Linked DNA regions of Homo sapiens: region 1 is linked to region 2. A link is a loop called in an ENCODE intact Hi-C map of the cell type or tissue named here. Cell type or tissue: endothelial cell of umbilical vein. All regions are shown on one strand. Each heading gives the region's core, and the rest is flanking DNA. Links, peaks and the distances in the headings are about the cores only. Region 1 has its middle 75 kb from the start of LINC02115. Region 2 has its middle 99 kb from the start of MACIR.

The links. A loop is a pair of places that touch in the nucleus more often than their neighbours do. Peaks named below come from ENCODE experiments on the same cell type or tissue, not always from the same donor. Only the 100,000 strongest peaks of a DNase experiment are listed, where the experiment ranks them.
Region 1: it touches region 2 in a loop (2.8-fold over the local background); 1 of 110 quality-filtered maps calls a loop at or near these places.

Annotation. Positions count from the first base shown.
Region 1 is chr5:103,464,315-103,468,720 of GRCh38, forward strand. It overlaps the pseudogene PDZPH1P. Among named protein-coding and RNA genes, the nearest start is that of LINC02115, 75 kb to the right of the region's middle. In endothelial cell of umbilical vein, for the core only: no CTCF peak of the experiment used is centred there; a DNase peak (open chromatin) is centred at 2,397; H3K27ac peaks cover 809 bases.
Region 2 is chr5:103,355,607-103,360,012 of GRCh38, forward strand. No RefSeq gene overlaps it. Among named protein-coding and RNA genes, the nearest start is that of MACIR, 99 kb to the left of the region's middle. In endothelial cell of umbilical vein, for the core only: no CTCF peak of the experiment used is centred there; DNase peaks (open chromatin) are centred at 2,835 and 2,985; H3K27ac peaks cover 1,135 bases.

The sequences.
Region 1 (4,406 bases), core at 157-4,156, 110 kb after region 2:
TGGCACACACAAAAAAACACAACCGTGCGAACTGGCAGAAATGAGAGTCATGCCGCAGATGCTAAAAAATGTCTGCTGGGGTCAGATACCTCCATAGGAAGCCCAGGTGGGCCGCAGGTGCTGACAGAGAAACGTGTGACACAGGTAGTGAACGATGGGTGAAGCAAGTGATTTTACGGCATCCTTGCAGGAAAGGTCCTGGATGGCTGATGTGTAGTCTTCTCTCCAGGAAAGAAATACCCATTATGTGATAGGGGCAGCATTGCTGGGCTTTGATGGACTTTCCCTCCTCCTCCTGGCCTTGTTTCTCTTTAGTTTTCCAACTGATATTTTGGACAGCTTTGGGCTGCAGTGACAGGAACATGGGAAGAGGCCAGAGCCTGAAATCTTGCATATAGGAATGCCTGGAATTGTAATCATGCCCCCTAACCTACACGGGGCATGAAAGAGGGGGGCAATAGTGTTCAGAGCAGTCTGACAAATAGTGCTGAGTGAGAAAGATATTACTTTTCTTCTCTCTTCCACTATGAAGAAAATCATTCTTATTTCTCGTAAAGAGGAAATTCTGTGTAGCCTGGAATTACCTCCCAAGCACACTTTTTCCTTTCAAAGACATCCACTTTTGTGCTTACTGCCATCTTTGGCCTTGCTTCTCCACTGTATGGCAGTACAGAGCAGTCTGCCTTTAGACTAGTTCATTTGGGAATCTGAGCTGGGTTTTTCCATTGGCTAGATGTTTCTGGCTAGTGAGTAAATTATTTATTTGTCACATCAGTCACCTAGTAAAGTAGCACTTGCTTTTTAAGACTGATAGCTTCAGTGTGCCAAATAGTACCCAGGGGTTCCAGCTCCTGCCAAACAAAGAATAGTTTAGGAGCAAAGGGAATCTGGCAGATCCGATCAGCCCTACCTCCAAAATTCATCTCTGGTATGTCTCCTTATTTCGGGTCTGTGCAGTCACTGCTATGATTGGACAGGCCACCTGTGTCTGGATTGCTGTGACTGCATCTCTACTGGCCTCCCAGTTCCACCCTTGGTCCTCCTCCAAGCTATTCTCTGCTCGACAGCCAGGCATTGTATCTCTTTCCTATCACTGCTGTATTAAATTTGCCACCAATTTAGTGGCTTAAAACAACATAGTTCTCGAGGTCAGAAGTCTGCAAGTAGTTTCACTGGACTAAAACCAAGGTGGTGACACGGGTGCACTCCTTTTGGAGGCTCTAGGAGACAATCCATTTCCTTACCCTTCCCAGCTCTAAGAGGCTGCCTCATTGCCTAGGCTCATCACCCTCGTTGCTTGCTTCAACCTCTGTCTGAAGGAACCCTTAACTTGGCCACTTACATCCTAGAACTTCATAGCACATATCATACTCTGTAGTGGATTATCTATGTGTTTATTATATCTCTCATTAAAATATAAACCCGATGAGAGCAGGCATCATTTTGTTCTGTTTACCAACAGTATTCCCAATGCCGGCCATGATACCTCGCAAATATTTGGCATCCACCAAATATCTATGCATTGAAAAAGATAGCATGAGGATCTTAGGGAGGTCAGCATAAAGCATCTCTCTCTGCTTTACATGTCATTGGTTTCTGCATCCAAACTTGGCTATAAGAATCATAATTGGGTCAAATTGGCAGGAGTTTCCAGTTATAGAATCCACCATTTTTTTCAAAGAAGCCAATGTTAATCATGTGACTGCTGGTAATTGGACTAGGACCTTTTATTACTTCATTCTCAAATGCCCTGGTGAATCAAGCATTCCAGCTCCCACTTAATGGAATATACTAGGGCTTGTGTTAAGTAACTTCTTAGATTTACAGTGCCAGCAAATAGTAGAGTGGACTCTGAATACAGGTTACATGATACCAAGTGCACACACTATAGGAGTATATACCCTTGAAGACATGAAAATACTGTTTAAATTTTTTGACATCCTGTTATTTCTTAGTAATTTTATGTGGCCCAATTATACAAATTCCATTTACATATACTACAAAAGGGCTACTTTTATAGCTGTTTGTTATAGTCCCCTAATTTTATACTATCAGCTTCATAAAAATCAATTAATATCCTAAATGTTAAAGGCTAGTGTTTTCATTATTTTAGTCCTTAGATGTTTGTTTCAGGCTACTTGTCTTAGTAATCCTTAATTAAATTTTAGTTTTTATCTAAATTCAATCAAGCTTTTGAGTAATGATAACATTTTGATAACAGTGATATTAACAGCAATCAAATGGATCCTTTTTTTTTTTTTTTTTAATTCTAGGGAGAATGCCATTTAGGCCTTCTTTGTGAACCAGAAAAAGCTATGCCTAAGTTCTTCTTGTGAAAACTCAAGATACACAGTGCCAAGGGCTGTGTGTCCTATGAATCAGCAGGAAATTCTGGCTCCAATCCCATGTTGTAATATGGATTTCCTTTCATCTCAGGCAGCTTAATACTTTAGAAAAAGATCTCTAGAGGAAGATTTTTTCATAATTTCTTTTTAACAATTTTTTAAAAAAAATCCTTATTTTAATTCAGTTATTTTCTAGACTTTGTCATTTTATTTTTAATTTGTTCTTTGAAAAATTAAAGAATTTGTATACACAGTCTACATAATAGTTCATAAAAACAAGTGAAAACGCTATTGAGTAAACATTGCCATTTAAACTATTGGCCTTTGACAATCAATTAGAAATAAAAAGCACATTATCTAAATTGATTAAAACTTTGATATCTATGGTATGCACACCTCAGAGACTGAGCTATAAGGAGGCAATTATAGAACTTCTATTTTTAGATCTTTGTCTCAAATATAATAATAAATTAAGCTTTATGAGTATTTCATATATAGCATGTCCCTGGCATTGTCATGTAGTTTGTATTTCAGAGAGTCACAAGTTAGGAACTTGTACCTGAGGCCTCCATCTGCTGAAGGACAGAGTATGAGTCCCACAATATGAAGGTATTGTCTGTACAGCCACATGTTCACTTTCACCATTATTGCAATGTTAGTGCCTTGTTAAGTGGATTAAGAAATTATATTACCTTATGTTTTTAAAATCCCTACAATACTTTCTACTGATATGGGACAGTGATCACAAAAATGTTTTGCACAACACAGAGGTCTGATGGGTATGTTACAGGAATGTCAAACTTAAAGATGAATCACACACACATTGCTTTCTTTAATAATAATAATAATAATAAACAATCAAACCTCACCTACCAAGTTTGCTGACCTTTTTCTGCGATAACAAGTAGCTATCCATAGTGTGCTACAGAGCAGACAGCTGAAAAAATAAGGAGACTTATATGCCCCTTCCAGGTAAAGGTCACATTTTAATAATGGATGAGAAAGGAACTGCTTTTGAAAGAAATTCATGTTATAAAAAAAAGTATTTTGGGAATATTTCAATCATTAATAATTTAGTTGGCATAAATAGTGGGTTTCACCTATAAAAACATATTTCTACACACTTAAAGAGCTTGAAATTCTCAAATGTTTCAAATAACATATTCTGAATCCATTTCTCAGAAATAGTAAAACGTACCACTGCTTGGTTAGTTTGCTTGAATGAATGGACATCAGAGAAGATGGAAATTTAGTAGCCAAATTTAAATGACAAAAATGTGTTTAATTGGTGGATGGTATTAAAAAATGAGTACCACGATTTAGGAAGTGTAGCCAATAAAGCACTTCCATGTGGATGCCTGCATCTTTGGAAACTGTTTAGTTATGATAGCTATTAAAACTATGTAGGAAAAGAAACTAAATTCTGAACCAAGCCTTTAAATTCCTGCCTGGCAAAATGTTAAAGATGTAAAAAGTAATGAGATGTTTAATCAGTTGGTTTCAATTACAATATTTTTAGAATGAGAGACAATATGAAGGGTTTTTTGAACTTCTAATAACGTTTTAAATGCTTTATTTCATCTTTTAAAATTTATATTTTTGTGTAAATTTAGTAATACCAATATATATTAGACTAGCATATGAATGTAATTTATAAATAAAGTGCCATATATTGGGGATGCAGGCTAAAAATTTTCTGAAAGATATATATGTAATAAACAACCTCAGGGATCACTGGACTGGACTCCCCACTCTTAAACAATTAAACTGGGGAGATGGGATACACCTTTCAATTCTTTCTTAAAAAACTTTTCCAAAAAAAGAATGTTTAGAAAAATACTACCATTTATTATTTGTATTTAAAAAAGAAAAGACAATTTGATCCCAGAAAATTAGGAAGGATGTAATTGCAAAAGAAAGAATACACGATTGAACTGAAAATAATATGCTTATGAACAACTTAATACAATGCCCTTAATTATTTTTATTCTTATTTTTGCTGTGGACTCTTTGAATATCATCATGGAAGAGTATTGATCTGCACACCTAATTCTATTTTCT
Region 2 (4,406 bases), core at 335-4,334:
AAGCCGTTTGAATATCTAGCACCCAAATGGCCTCTGTGCTATTTTCTAAGAGGTTTTGCTCCAATCACATCTCCTCATCTCAGAGCTGCAGTTACATTTCCTAGATTTGCACAGATCCAAGGCTCTCTTGGAACTAGGATAAGCTGTCAAGTTGTAAGGCAGCTCAGTTGCTTCTTGGAATTTATGTCCTAAGGGACAAACACTATATAGAGCATTTTGAAAGCTGACAGCTTAGTGTTGGCAGCTGAATTTTGACATTCATGCTATTATCAAAACTCTCTCAAACAGCTGAAACTGTAGGTATGTGACAGTTAAGCCTTCTGTGAGGCACGTTTATCTGGCAGGAAGAATGCTATCAGTTCCCTTATTATTATCCTGTGCATTTCAGTTGCGTTTTTGTTAATGAATTTAAATTAATGCATTGTTGAGATATCTAAAATGACAAGGCAAATGAAGGGTCACTGTTAAAATTTTAACCTCAATACTATCTACACTCGATTTAAAGATATGGCTTTCCTGCTTCAAAATATTTATCGGGAAAATTTACCATTGAGTTTCTGAAAAATGTAAAAAGCTATACAAGAATTCACACAATTGGTAGTCTCTATAAAAGCTTATACTTAGTCCTTCCCCTGTGGACTTACATGGAGGTAATGAAAAACAATATTTCTTCCCAGGCTAGAGCTGACATAATTGCTAATGTTGAAGTCTGAAAACATATTTTATCAAAATAAGGAGCTGAAAGTGGAGATTTTTTAAAAAAATACTACATGACCCTCTTAATTTTCATTCCATTAAATGCTGAAAAAAATCAATGTTTAACAAATGAGAAAGGACAGAGTTAGACCTATTTAGAGGAGGGCGTGTTAGAGTTGAGGGTTTTTTTTTTTTTTTGAGGAAAGAATGAATAGCACTCCTGTTGCTGTGCTTACTTCCTATGCCTATTTTCATTAGTAAAAACAAAAATGAAATTAGATTACTCATGATAAAAAAAATGGCTCTTTGGTTTCTAGAAAAATGGCTAAAAACACAATCCTTCTAGTTTTTGAAAAACCACACCTGTTAGCCTCAGCCTCTGAAGAAGCTTCACCAAAAAATGCAGCAAAGAATCCTCTCTTATGCTTAAATACTAGATGAGCACAAATTAAAATGTGTCATTAAAGTAATTAACCCAACCAAATCCCCCTGACTGGCACAAATAGAATGTGAAATTGTGAAAATTTTTGATGTCGTTTGATTTGTGGCTGGAACTGACTTTGATAGAACAGCTTCAAGGTGAGTCATGGTCATATTTCCCATGTGTGCACTCAACACCAAACAGTCCATTCAGTACATTAAACTTCCTCAAAACAATCCTCAGTGCAAAAAAATGAAATGTTCTTAATTGGGCTTTTCTCATAAGTTTTCCATAGACACAGATTTTGAATTAATCAGTGCCCCAGTCTGTTCCGTAGGCTAAGTTGTATGGTAGCTTTGTAATAATATTAATAATAAATAACAGTAACAACAGTATCTAACACTTAAAGAATGTGTATGATATGCTAGGTACCGTTCTAAGCCATTCATATACGTATATACATGCAGACACAAACATGCACATTATATATCCATATCTACATATATCCACACACATATGCGTATAGTCTTTAACCCTTGATGTTGGTAGATGCTATAGTTACCCCCATTTTGCAAAGAAGGAAATAGAGGATCAAAGATATTAAATTATTTGTCCAAGGTCACAAAGTGATGGGAGTGTTATTTAAGTCGGGACTATCTCTCACTGTAGTGCCTGTGTTATTTATTTTCTCATTATATTTCCCTTTGTTGGAGTCAACAGACCTTTTACATGTTGAAATATATTCATTTGAAGTTACCTGCACCACAAGAATTTCAAAATTCCATATGAGTTCCTTCAAAAATGTGGTCAATATAGTGAAGAGAAATAACCACAATAGAAGTGATATTTTCAAAGGTTCCATACAAAAATGTCTGGAGGCAGCCCCTCAATAATGGAAAAATATTGAGAGTTTAAAAGGTGATGAAATCAGGACCAACAGCAGCCAAATTTATATCCCTAAAGTTTCCCTCTCATATTTTCAAATTCCCCTTTCTACATTTGAAAAGCAAATTTTTAGAAGTGATGACAGAAGTATTACAGAGTCAGCCCTAATAGCAGCTGTCAGCTCAGATTAGCGCAAGTAAAAATTTCTGTTTCTTCTGCACATCTGTTGTAGCTTTGTTTTTTTTTTTTAAATCTGTGGATAGTGGGCTATAGCATGGTGTACGGTTTTTTTTCCCTATATTTAACGTATTTTCTGTATTTCCTTTTCATTCATTCATTACTTTCATTTCCTTTGCCTCATTTCCTGAAAGTTTTTCTATTAATGCATACTAAGTGATTGGCTCCAAGCAGGCACCAAAGAGTAAATAAAAGTATGAATGCTTGGCTTAAATAAAGGTTTATTGGGACTTAAAATATCTTGCCCTTATGATTTTTGTATATAAAAATTATTTTTTCTATATCATGCACCTCTGAGTTTTAGAGTGATTTATGAGAGCTATTAATTGCAATATTAAGATAAGCTAGTTTCGAGATGTAAATTTTGCTCTCTTTTTGTTAAGACATCTGTGTTTTTGGTCAGAAAACCATATCATCCTGTGTCATTTCCTTTATTAGTAGTTCGAAACAAATAAACAAAAACCAAGAACAATGAGCAAGCTAGTTGGGTGACAAAAGTTAAGATTTTTAGATTGCTTAATTTTGTCTTTGCCAAAGGGCTTTCAGTAAATGCTTTGAAGTGTGCGCACACTCGCACACACGCGCGCACACACACACACACTCAGTTCCTTATTTACATTTCTCACTATTGAGATAGAATGGAGCTTTATTTGGAATTTCTGCTAAAGGAGGTGACTGAATATTATCACCATCAGTTTCCTCTTAATTTCCTACTGGGATAGCTCTCTTAGGGCCAGCTGCAGCCATCATTCCACCACATGTGAGCTGCCTTGGGTCATGTGTGGTCAATATAGAGGAGGAATCACTTTAACAGAGGTGATATTTTCAATGTTTCAGATACAAAAATGTGTGGAGACAGAGCTGGTAATGGGAAAATATTGATTTGTGAGTTGAAGCTCATCAGGACTGATAACAGCCACCTTTACACCCCACGAAGCTTTCACAGAGTTTGGCTTCTGGCCAACTCTAGCTCTGTCTGGAAGGCAATCATAAGGAATGGAAAATAGAGGGGTTTATACTCAGACTTTAAAAGTTCTCAAATTCCATTCCAGATGGCACCAGTGATTTGAAACTTGTTTCTACAACATCTGAGCCTCAGTCTCCTTATCATTAAATTTGGAGTAAAGCTATGTATTTTTACTTTTTTCCAAGGACTAAAATGAGAAGATGAAAGCCTGTGAAATTTTCTGGGCCTCTCAGCAAATGTTTCTGAGCCTCTCAATAAATATGTCTGTTTCCAGTTTTCTAGTAGTCTGACAACAATTTCCATTTTTAGAATGACAATAAAAATAGAAGGGTAGATACCGATAAAAATATATCTTTCTTGGGTCAAGACATTTACGTTAGGACTCTTCCTTTTGGAATTTGTGATGCTTTACATCAGCAGTTTTCAAAGTGTGGCCCACAGATGGCCTATATCCGAACCACTTGGGGTGTTTGGTAATAAAGTCAAATCACCTGTCTCTATCCTGGACCTAGTGAATAAAGAGTCTCTCTGAGGAAAGCACCTGGGTGAATATGTGTTTAGCAACTTCCCCAGGAGAAATTTTCCCTACACTAAAGTTTGAGAAGGATTGCCTTACCTTATATACAGTGCTTAATACTTTATAAATGATAAATCACTTACACACTTATGCTGTCATTTGACTCTCACAGCAAAATTGTTAGATACAAAGAGCAGACACATTTCCTTTTTATAGATGGGGAATCTGAGACTCAGAGAAGTTTCCCCCACAAGGTTACAAAGACATTAAGAAGCAGGACTGTATTCAGGGTTTCCACCCCAGTTCTCTTTCTACCTCATCTCACCCATTCTTTTTCTACATAAGAAGATGCTAGCTGCAGATAATTTGGGGCATGCAGGTGAGTCTATACAATACTTTATTCTATAGGCAATAGAGATAGAACAAAGATTTTCAAGTAGTACAATGACTTAATCAGATCTATGAGGCAGCCTAGGGGATGGCTTGGAGAGAGGACAAACAGGAGCTAGGGAGTGAACTGGGAGACCGATGTCCTTTCTTCCACATCAGTAATGTTGACTAGGTTATTCATGCCAAAAGTTTTCAAATAGCAGTCTGAAAGGCACCAGAAATGAAATACTTTTCATGAACAATACATAGTTATGAAACCTCAGAAAATGGTTCTTTATGGTGCTTATTAAATT